Linked DNA regions of Homo sapiens: region 2 is linked to region 1. The links are chromatin contacts, found by Hi-C or POLR2A ChIA-PET in ENCODE. All regions are on one chromosome and are shown on one strand. The core of a region is the stretch at or near the end of the contact, and the rest is flanking DNA. Distances in the headings are between cores, read along the strand shown.

Region 1 (4,995 bases), core at 1,407-3,906:
GCTCACTGCAACCTCCCCGTCCCAGGTTCAAGCGATTCTCCTGCCTCAGCGTCCACAGTAGCTGGGATTACAGGTGTGTGCCACCACACCCAGCGAAGTAGAGATGGGGTTTCACCATGTTGGCCAGGCTGGTGTTGAACTCCTGTCTTGAACTCCTGACCTCAAGTGATCTGCTGGCCTTGGCCTCCCAAAGTGCAGGGATTACAGGTGTGAGCCACTGCGCCTGGCCTGTATTCCCTTTTAAAACAGAGCACAGAGCAGGCAAAATAACCAAATTAAACAAAGCCTTGGGCTGCCAGCCATGGGATACTGTATAGTCCTGATGCTGAGATATCAGTTAAGGGAAGGACCAAAAAGTATTCATGGTGAAGCAGTTTCAGTGGGGTTCAGGGAGCATAATACCAGTTGCAATGAGGTGGGGAGTGAGGATGTTAAGGAGGTTCCAGTTGTGAGTGTTGTCAACTCGTTCAAAACACTTCACTGGGAAGGAAAGGAAGGAAAACAGACTAGCAGGGATGGAAGGAGAATGTTAATATGGGAAGGACTTGGGCTCAGTTATGGCAGGACAAGACTTTTCAGTGGTGTGGTAATGAGGAAGAGGCAGCCTGCTGACAAGTTCAACTGGACTGGGGGAGAGGAGGTGGCCAGGTGCAGGAGATGGCTTTAAAAAGGTAGTTGGCCGGGTATGGTGGCTCTCACCTGAAATCCCAACAACTAAGGAGTCTGAGGTGGAAGAATCACTTGAGGCTAGGAGTTCTAGGCTGCAGTGAGCCACCAGGGTGCCACTGCATTCCAACCTTGGGCAACAAAGTAAGACCCCTATCTCTTTAAAAAAAAAAAAAAAAAAAAGGTAGCTGGAGCCTGTGGAGAGCCTGGAATGCCATGCCAAGGCATCTAGACTGTGATCTGGCAAAGAGTAGGAAACCACTGAAGGGATGTGTCATGTTGACAGTGATGCTGGCCGGGCGCAGTGGCTCATGCCTGTAATCCCAACACTTTGGGAGGCCGAGGCGGGCAGATCACCTGAGGTCAGGAGTTCGAGACCAGCCTGGCCAACATGGTGAAACCCCATCTCTACTAAAAATACAAAATTAGCCGGGCATGGTGCCCTGGTCCATGCCTGTAATCCCAGCTTACTCAGGAGGCTGAGGCAGAAGAATCGCTTGAAACCAGGAGGCGGAGGTTGCAGTAAGCCGAGATCGTGCCATTGCACACCAGCCTGCGCGACAAGAGTGAAACTCCATCTCAAAAAAAAAAAAGTGATGTCTTCTGACATTTAGCTTAGCAGCCAGTGCAAGGTAGAAGAGAGAAAAGAACAGTGATACAGAGGAACATAGCAATGCAGACAGAAAAACAAATGAAGGGATGAATGTAAGAAAGGTGTTGGAGGAAAAAGCATAATATGATGACTGATAAAAGACCCTGGGAAACAGATTTGGAAGCCAAGGCCCAAGTTTCAAGTTTGAGTAGCTGGAGGGAAAGATAATTAGTAGGTTTTGGAAGTACTGAAATTTACAGAAATGGTTGTTCATCAGAGTAAAAATATACAGCAGATGGCAAAAAGTAATCCTGGAGCTTAAGATGGAGGTAAGGAAGGGAGTCGCTGCCCTCAAAGAGAAATGGTTGGGGCCGGGCGTGATAGCTCACGCCTGTAATCTCAGCACTTTGGGAGGCCCAGGCGGGCAGATCACCTGAGGTCAGGAGTTCCAGACCAGCCTGGCCAACATGGTGAAACCCCGTCTCTACTAAAAATACAAAAATTAGCCGGGCATGGTGGCGGGCGCCTGTAATCCCAGCTACTCGGGAGGCTGAGGCAGGAGAATCGCTTGAACCCTGAAGGCGGAAGTTGCAATGAGCCGAGATGGCGCCACTGCACTCCAGCCTGAGCGACAAGGGCAAAATCCGTCTCAAAAAAAAAAAAAAAAGAAAAAAGAAATGGTTGGGAGGCCTTCGGAACAGCGTCGAGGAGGGAACTTCCCAGAGCCCCCAGGCGCATCCTCTGGGAACTGGACACACGGGGACGGACGGGACTGGTTTGCTTCATGGAGTATGAAACCAGGAGGGGCTTCACTTCAAGTAAACTTTTGGGAGGCGATGCAAACGACTCAGGACTTCTGATCCTTCCCTCGTCTAAAAGAAAAGTCAGTTACCATTTTTATTGAGTGCTTTCGGGGCCTTTCCATGATCTGACTGATTCCTCTCAGCCGCCCTGTGATGTGAGTGCCAGCTCCATGTTACGTAAGAGGAAGCCAAGGCTCAAACCCTGCCCGAAGTCACACAGCAAGAAATCACGAGCCGTGATTCCAACCCAGGTCCGTCTGACCCGAGCCTGCTCTAATGCCGTTCTGCCTGGGCTTTCCTCTGTTATAGGAACCTGAGGCCCCGCGCCAGCGGCCGGGGTCCCAAGCGCCGGGCTGGCTGTGTCGAGACCACCCCCAGCCCTGGCCCGGCCCTCGCCCTTTCGAGGGAAACCTACTCTCAGAAGCACAGCTCCCCAGCCGCGCCCAACGCCGCGCCGGCCTCTGGCTCGGACCAATCCCCCCGGGACGGTCCACCACCCAGACCAATTAGCTCCCGTCTTCAGGGCACCTCCCACCAAACCGCCTTCTGATTGGCTCGCTCTTCCCGTCACGGCGTTGCCCCAGCAACCGGACTATTGGGACGCTGCGGCCTGGCCTTCAGGCCACTGGCTACCGAACCCCGGGGCTCTTCACCAGTCCAGCTCGTTTCCAGCACCATGTCGGTGCGGACGCTACCGCTGCTCTTCTTGAACTTGGGCGGGGAGATGCTTTACATCCTCGACCAACGGCTGCGGGCCCAGAACATCCCGGGAGACAAGGCCCGCAAAGGTGAGAGGCCCCCGGCCCGCTCAGCCAGACCCGCAGCCAGCAGCCCGGCCCTCTCATCATCGCCCTAACACCCACAGCCAGACCCGCACCCCTACACACTTCACTCTTATAACCAGGGACCTTTCTTACAAGCCACATCCATTTGGAGCCCCTCGGGAGTCAAATCCCCCCAAAAGCTTTTTTCACAGCAGAGGAACTTAATACTCCCAGTGGACACTAGGGTGCCTGACCTCCCTAATTTCCCCATCTCTTCAAATGGGAGAGGTGATTTCCCAGTCTCTCTTGTCAATCAGTGCCTTCCAAATGTAGGAGTCCCAGCTGCCCACCATCTAGTATCATACCCCTTGCTAGTCCAAGCATCCTCTTTACCCCCAAGGAACAGGTTCTGATTTTTTTTTTTTTTTTTTTTTTTTTTTTTTTTTGAGACAGGGTCTCGCTCTGTCGCCCAGGCTGGAGTGTGTGGCACGATCTCGGCTCACTGCAACCTCTGCCTCCTGGGTTCCAGCGATTCTCGTGCCTCAGCCTCCCAAGTAGCTGGGATTACAGGCATGCACCACCACACCCAGCTAATTTTTGTATTTTTAGTAGAGATGGGGTTTCACCATGTTTCCCAGGCTGGTCTTCAATTCCTGGACTCAAACGATCTGCCCCCCTCGGCCTCCCAAAGTGCTGGGATTATAGGCGTGAGCCACCGCGTCCAGCCCAGGTTCAGATTCTTAATTTCTTTATGGTAGTATCTTCCCACATAAGCTGGAGATTGGTCTTACTCATCTCAGAAGTATTTCTAGAAATTTGGTGTTCTAAAATAATATAGATAAATATGAAAAAAATAAGAAAGTTATAAATCTCCTCACAAGTGTTGGAGGGGAATACAATTGTGAAAATAATTATATGAGAGCTTCGAAAATGCAAAATCTGCCTCCCATGGACACCACACTAATCCCCAGAAAAATGACGACTCAGAACACTCTGCCACTCTGTTCCTTTTCCTCTTTTCCTCCCTTCTCGGCAAACAACTTGCTTATACCAAATTTCCTAGGATTAAGTATGAAGGAAATATTATATTTCAAAGTGGAGGAGGAAAAGTTGAAAAGGCAATTGACATGGCCGCCAATTAAAACATTCTCTCCATTAATCTTTGTATGCTCAATTGATGTTCAACATACATATTCAGATGCTAAGCATACATATTCAGATATTAACTATTGTGTGTGTGTGACTGAGTGCAAGTCCATGCATAAAGAGCTAAAAATAACTCCCTATAACATACCCCCTCCATTCATTCTGCACATTGCCGCCAATGAGCTTTCTAAAATGTGTATCTGTCCAAACTTGCCCCTGCCTAAAACCCTTTGTCAGCTTTCCACTGCCATCTGGGTTAAGACCAAGTCCTTGCACAGGCCATTTCAGGGCCCTTCCTTATCTGATCTCTGTCTTCCTCTGCAGTCCCTTCTTCCACCACTGCCTGCCTCCTGTTTCCCAATAATACCAAACTGCTCATAGATCTCCGCTTAAACCATGTTTGTTCGTATTTCTGTGCTAGTAATTCCCATCCCTACATTCTTCCCCTTCAATCCTGCATTATTCGGCTTAAGAATCATCTCCTTCAGGAATCCTCCCCATATGCAGAAAGGGCCTGTGCATGCTCTCATAGCAGCCTGTGCTCCCATAGCACCCCATGCCTGCTCCTCAGTACCTTACCACTGGCCATGCTATACTGAAATGATCTGTGTATATGTCTATCTCCCGCTTGATTGTCTTATTCATCTTTGTACTCCAGCACCTACCATAATTCCTAGACCAGAATAAATTAGTGATCACAAAATGTTTTTTGAACTGATTATCTAAATTGGCAGTTTTATATAGCATTGTCATTTTTCCTTTGAGAGGGTTCTGTTTTCCTTGGTGCCTGTGTGATCTGATTTCATTCAGGCTAGTGGCACCAATGAGGTGACATGCTGGAGTCCTCAGACTGGTAGGTAGTCTGCATCTTGGAAGATAGTGTAAATTAGCAATTAAGAACATACTCTCTAGAGTCTTACAGACCTGGATCCCAATTCCAGCTTTACCATTTAACTAATTGCATGCCCTTTGGGTGTAACCTCTATAAACCTGTTTCTCCATAAAATGGTAATAATACATATAT
Region 2 (4,995 bases), core at 1,276-3,775, 1.3 Mb before region 1:
TTCAGGAATAGGGGAGTGGGGCTTTTCTTCTTTCTCTATCATTTTTCTTCCTTCACCACAGAAGCAAGGGATGACTTACTTGATTGGCACATGTGGGGAAATGCTTCGTCCAGTCCGTCCTTCCTCTTGAAAGTGAGCCCACCTGCTGAGAACACCTGCCTACTCCTCGAGGTCCAGCACTGCCTCCCACTAGAGAGTTGAGTCTGCAGGTCCCTTTGGCTCTTGCCTACCCTTTTTCCACCAGGGTTTACAACCTAACCTCTATTATTATTTAACAAAAGTGATAATTATTTAGTCTTCTCTTGGTCCTATATTTAGTTTTCTCAGTTTTCTTAGAATTCAAAAAACTAAGAGCAACATAGGCACCATTTATCTGAACCCTCCCCCAAAACCACACTTGCCACATATTTGTTATCCCTTTGGGCTACTGCCAAGAACTTCTGTAGAGGCACTAACCCTGTGGGCGGAGGAGAGCAACTCTCCAGAATAGGGCAGAGAGCACGTGGCCTCTTCTTGGAGACTCACCTGGATGCTGTACTGATGGGCGGTGTCCAGAATGGCGGGCACCAGGTCATCTGAGGGCTCCCCGTTATCATCAGCCATGCCAGGTGGGTACCAGGACAGGACCAGGACGCCTGAGACGCAACACAGAGGCCACTTCAGAGACACACAGTACCCCCCTCAACAGAGATTTTTTTCCTCACAAACATCTCCAATTGCAAAAATGGTTCCTAAAAACCTGAAGCAAGCCTCCTGCCAGGTTCACTTCCTGCAGATGAGTCCCAGAGCCTCGCGCCCCGGAGCTGTCCACGCCCGCGGTGCTGAAGCGGAGCGCCTGCGGGAACCGTAGCGCGCCAGGCCGGAAGGGAGCCAGGCTTTAGACTGCCTCAGCAAGTAGTAGAACAAAGGGAATGGGAGGACAGTGCCACACCCACCTGGAAGCCACAGGCCTACCTCTGAAGAAGAGAAGCACCCCTAACCCTAACGTCCCGCATGGAGAAGAGCCCTGAGCAGAGGCCATCTGTAAAATCCAGCAAAATTCAGTGACGAAATCCGAAATAAGTGAGCCTCCCCTCCATAGCCTACGAAGGAGGCGCCCTGGGACCTTCCCTCCAGCTGGGTGCTTGATGAAAAGCCTCTAAACCCCCAACACTACCTCCAACTGCAAATAGAGCAGAGGCCTTCATGGAACACGGGCACACTTTCCTCTCTGCAGCCAGCAAAAGCAGGAACGGCTGCTGCTCTACCCTGTACCTGCCATGAAAGCAGAGGCCGCCCTAAGTTCCACTCCTCTGAACCCCAGAACCTGCGGGCCAGGACTCCAGGCCTCACTTCCCATCGCCCAACAAATTTGAAGACTCTGCCTCCCTCTCCTGGTGCAAACTCCTAGCAGTTCCGCCCTATGGGAAGGGCCCTGGATGTTAGGGATGGAAGGGCCCAGCTGGGGGGTCTGAATACTAGACGGAGGGGCGGTGTCGCATGGTGGGCCCAGGATGAGAGTGGGAGGGAACAGCTAAGAAGCCAGGCTGGCGGATAAGTGGGACCAAAGGGCCGGTGACAGGACCAGAGGGAGCTGGGGTGTGGGAAGGAGGAAGGGTGAGGCTGGGGGGCAGGGCCGCCCGGGGTGGGGGGCGCTCACCGATGGCGGCTTCCTTGAGCTGGGTCATATGCTCCCGCAGCACTTCGGGGTCCCGGGAGCTGTAGGGCCCCAGCTCCGGGTAGAAGCTGGAGCCCAAGTCGTCTGGGGGGCTGTGGCGGCCGCGGGGGTAGCTGGCCGAGATCTTGGGGTCCCAGTGCGGCACCATGACGTGGTCCCAGTGAATGTAGTGGCCCTCGCGCCGCGGGCTCCCGTACCACGAGTAGTAGAAGGCGTGCAGGTCCGAGTAGACGCGCAGGCTCTGCACGGGGGCGGGCTCGGCCTCCGCGGGTGCCGGCCCAGGGGAGCCGCCAGGGTCCGCGGTGCGGGGCGGCGGCGGCGGCGGGGGCGGCGCGGCAGGGGCTGCCGGGGCCCTGGCAGCGGGCGCGGGGGCCCCCTCTGGGCGTCGCTCAAAGGGCGCCAGCTCCAGGCCCGGGCCCAGCGCCGGGAGTCCGTCCGGAGCCTTGAGCGTGCGCAGACCCATGAGGGTGCCGAAGGCGAAGAGCAGCACCAGGAACAGAGCGATGCAGGCGCGGCGCCGCCGCCGGGCCATGGCCGACTGTGCGCTCCTGCAGCCGCCGCGCTACCTCCCAGCGTGCCGCGCCATGGCCGCCCGCCCGGCCGCGCGCTTCCCAGGCAGACTGTGCGCCCGGCAGAGCGCGGCGTGGGCGGCGCCCGGCCTGTCCCCGCAGTGCGGGCGGGCTCGGCACACAGGACGCAGGCGGCGCGGACCAAGTGGCCGCGAGCCGAGGGGGAACTGCACGCCGAGTGCAACGCAAGGCCCAGCGAACGGCGAGTTTCGGGGCCACAGGAGCAGGGGCCTGAGTCAGGCCGCGTGACCCGCGAAAGAAGAGTCGCCTGGCTGCCTGGGCGGCAGGTGGTGGCGCCTGGCTGGGGAGCGGGGACGCAGGCCTTCCGGAGCGCGGGAGAGAGGCGGCGCGGCGGGGGCGGGGGCGGAGGCGGGGCGGGGGGGGGAAAGAAGCGCGCGTCGGTGGTTCTCTCCCCAAGGATTTCCTTCTTCGTCGATCCACCTTTACTCACTTCACTGGCCCCCTCCCTACGGGTCTCAGTGCCACCCTTCTAGCCCCAGGTCCCCCATCCCTCGGCCCCCCTCCCCGGCACCCCAGGCAGCCCCTGAACCTCGGGGGAAGGGGCGTCGGGAAATCCCCAGGAATCGGACCCTGCAGACGCCGTCCGGGGCCTGGCGGGCGGAGGACGACCGTGACTCGCGCAAGGTCACACTGACCGGGCCTGGACCCCGGGTCAGGGCGCACTCTCCAGAGCTCGCTGCACTGCCCAGCCTGCCGGGTCGCAGTGTGGCTTAGTGAGTTCTCTGGTTGGAATCTCACGAAGCCAAAATTAAGGCGTTGGCAGGTTACACTCCTTTCTGGAGGCTCTAGGAACGGATCTACGTCCAGCTCAATGGCAGAATTCAGTTCCATACAATTGCAGGGCTAAGGCCCCCATTTGCTTGCTGGCTGTCATCTGGGGGTCTTTCTCAGTTTCTAGAGGCCTGCTGCATTTCTTGGCTTGTAGGCCTGATGTCGTCTGGAGCGGTCTCTCCTGGGAGAACCTCCTAGAGTCAGGGAGGATTAAATGAGATGGTTCCCGTAAAGCACTTCCACGGGGCCTGAAAAGCAAGCGCTCAATACATGTGCGCCTTTCTTCCTGGATTCTGGGCTCCAGAGGACAGGCCCCGTCTTATTTACCTTGTTAGACGCCAAGGGCTGCCGGAACAGCATCTGACACTCACTTCCTAGTGCCGTTTAAGTGAGTACCAGCCCCTGGTGTGATAGTCTGTAGATAATAAGCTTTTCACTCGCTATTGATAGAGTTCCTACACTGCATTATTCATTACTTCATTTATTCAGAAGATAGTTTTGTTTATCATATGCCTCCTTCAGTGGTCCGCAATGACAGCAACTTTGTTTCATTCCCTGTCTGCATGTCTAAAACAGAGCTTGGGATGATGGCGGGCACCCAGTTCTTATTGGTTAAGTAAAATGAATTGTAGGGAACCCAGGAAGAGGAGCAGGGAGCTTGGGAAGTGTTGGTAGACCTGCAGCCGAGGAAAGTGAGCTTGAGAGACCTTATGGTGGTAAATGTGAATGAAGTGGAATGCCTTCAGCTCCAGGTCGCCCATACCCGATTCAGCCTGACTTAAGGAATATGCCAGTGTATCAACTTGCAAAGCAAGGAGCCCAGTGGCAGGGCAGAGTGGGTATTTTCTCTGATCCAACAATGTCATTAGGAACCTGAGATGTTCCCGTCTCACTGCTCTACTCTCCCCACCACTGACTTCATATACAAACCCAGTTCCCCTCATGCCACAAAATGGCTGCTATGGCTATTGACTGCTCTTCCCATTCCACAGGCAAGGGTAAGACTGATTTCTCTTTCCCAGAAGTCCTAAACAAACATCTCATTGAATCTCCTTGGTCTAATCTGGTTTAGGCCTTTTTATGCCAGACAAATTATTGCCGAGGGGGATAGAATTACCATGACTAGATGAGATTACATTTGTGGAGTGGGTTAAATGTTGGAGAGAATACCATGTCTACCAAAGAGTGAGGTGACTCTGGGAATAGAAAGAGTGAGAAGAGGCTGGGTGCAGTGGCTCAAGCCTGTAATCCAGCACTTTGAGAGGCCAAGGCAGGTGGATTACCTGAGCTCAGGCGTTTGCGACCAGCCTGGGCAACACGATGAAACCACCATCTCTACTAAAATACAAGAAATTAGCCAGGCGAGGTGGCAGGCGCCTGTAGTCCCAGCTACTTGGGAGGCTGAGGCAGGAGAATTACTTGAACCCAGGAGGCGGAGGTTGCAGTGAGCCGAGATCACGCCACTGCACTCCAGCCCGGGTGACAGAGCGAGACTCTGTCTCAAAAAAAGAAAGAAAGAAAGAAAGAAAAGAAAGAAAGAAAGAAAGAGAAGAAAACGGGTAAGGACGGCACTCTCAGGAACACCAGCATTTCTGGGACAGGCAGAGGAAGGAGAGAGTCTAAGAAGGAAACAGAAAGAATCATTAACGAGGAACTAAGAGAACAGGGAATGGGTGGTGAAGGTTTTGGAAAAATAGTGGGAAGGTTTCCCCAGCTCCCAGTCATCCCACTATTTCTGGGATGCCCTGAAACAATTGTGTCCCCTGTTGGCCATGCCTGGAGTCCTTGACACTGCCACCTGGCCTTGACAGTTTGACCCAGGGCTAGTACTCTGACCTAGTGGTCAAAATTAGTCCAATGATAGCTTCCCATCTTCCACTGGACCAATCATGAATACTGACCCAAAGGGCATCAATTCCAGTCATTTTTTGGGATTTTACTCTCTGGTCTGCAGGAGAGATTTCATCCTCTTTAAAG

The links. Hi-C counts contacts between places; a loop is a spot of excess contacts on that map. ChIA-PET counts read pairs that join two places held with the same protein, here RNA polymerase II (POLR2A). Pooled maps may share reads with other maps.
Region 2: a loop to region 1 is called in a pooled map, with 4 times the contacts of the local background. The contact joins the promoter of MANEAL here to the promoter of OSCP1 in region 1. A Hi-C loop is called at or near these places in 1 of 168 maps with a recorded cell type or tissue (aorta) and 11 of 50 pooled maps. POLR2A ChIA-PET finds 5 or more read pairs at or near these places in 2 of 52 experiments (GM12878 and Panc1).

What each region holds. Positions count from the first base shown.
Region 1 is chr1:36,448,112-36,453,106 of GRCh38, reverse strand. OSCP1 (organic solute carrier partner 1) reads left to right here and starts at 2,656. Exons shown (of 10, transcript NM_145047.5): 1 at 2,656-2,849. The coding sequence starts at 2,738. LOC107984940 (a long non-coding RNA gene) reads right to left here. Exons shown (of 3, transcript XR_001737976.2): 3 at 3,542-3,649. RefSeq lists a silencer at 2,261-2,530.
Region 2 is chr1:37,791,377-37,796,371 of GRCh38, reverse strand. MANEAL (mannosidase endo-alpha like) reads right to left here and starts at 2,525. Exons shown (of 4, transcript NM_001113482.2): 1 at 1,640-2,525; 2 at 526-635. The coding sequence starts at 2,189. RefSeq lists silencers at 2,189-2,308, 2,569-2,618.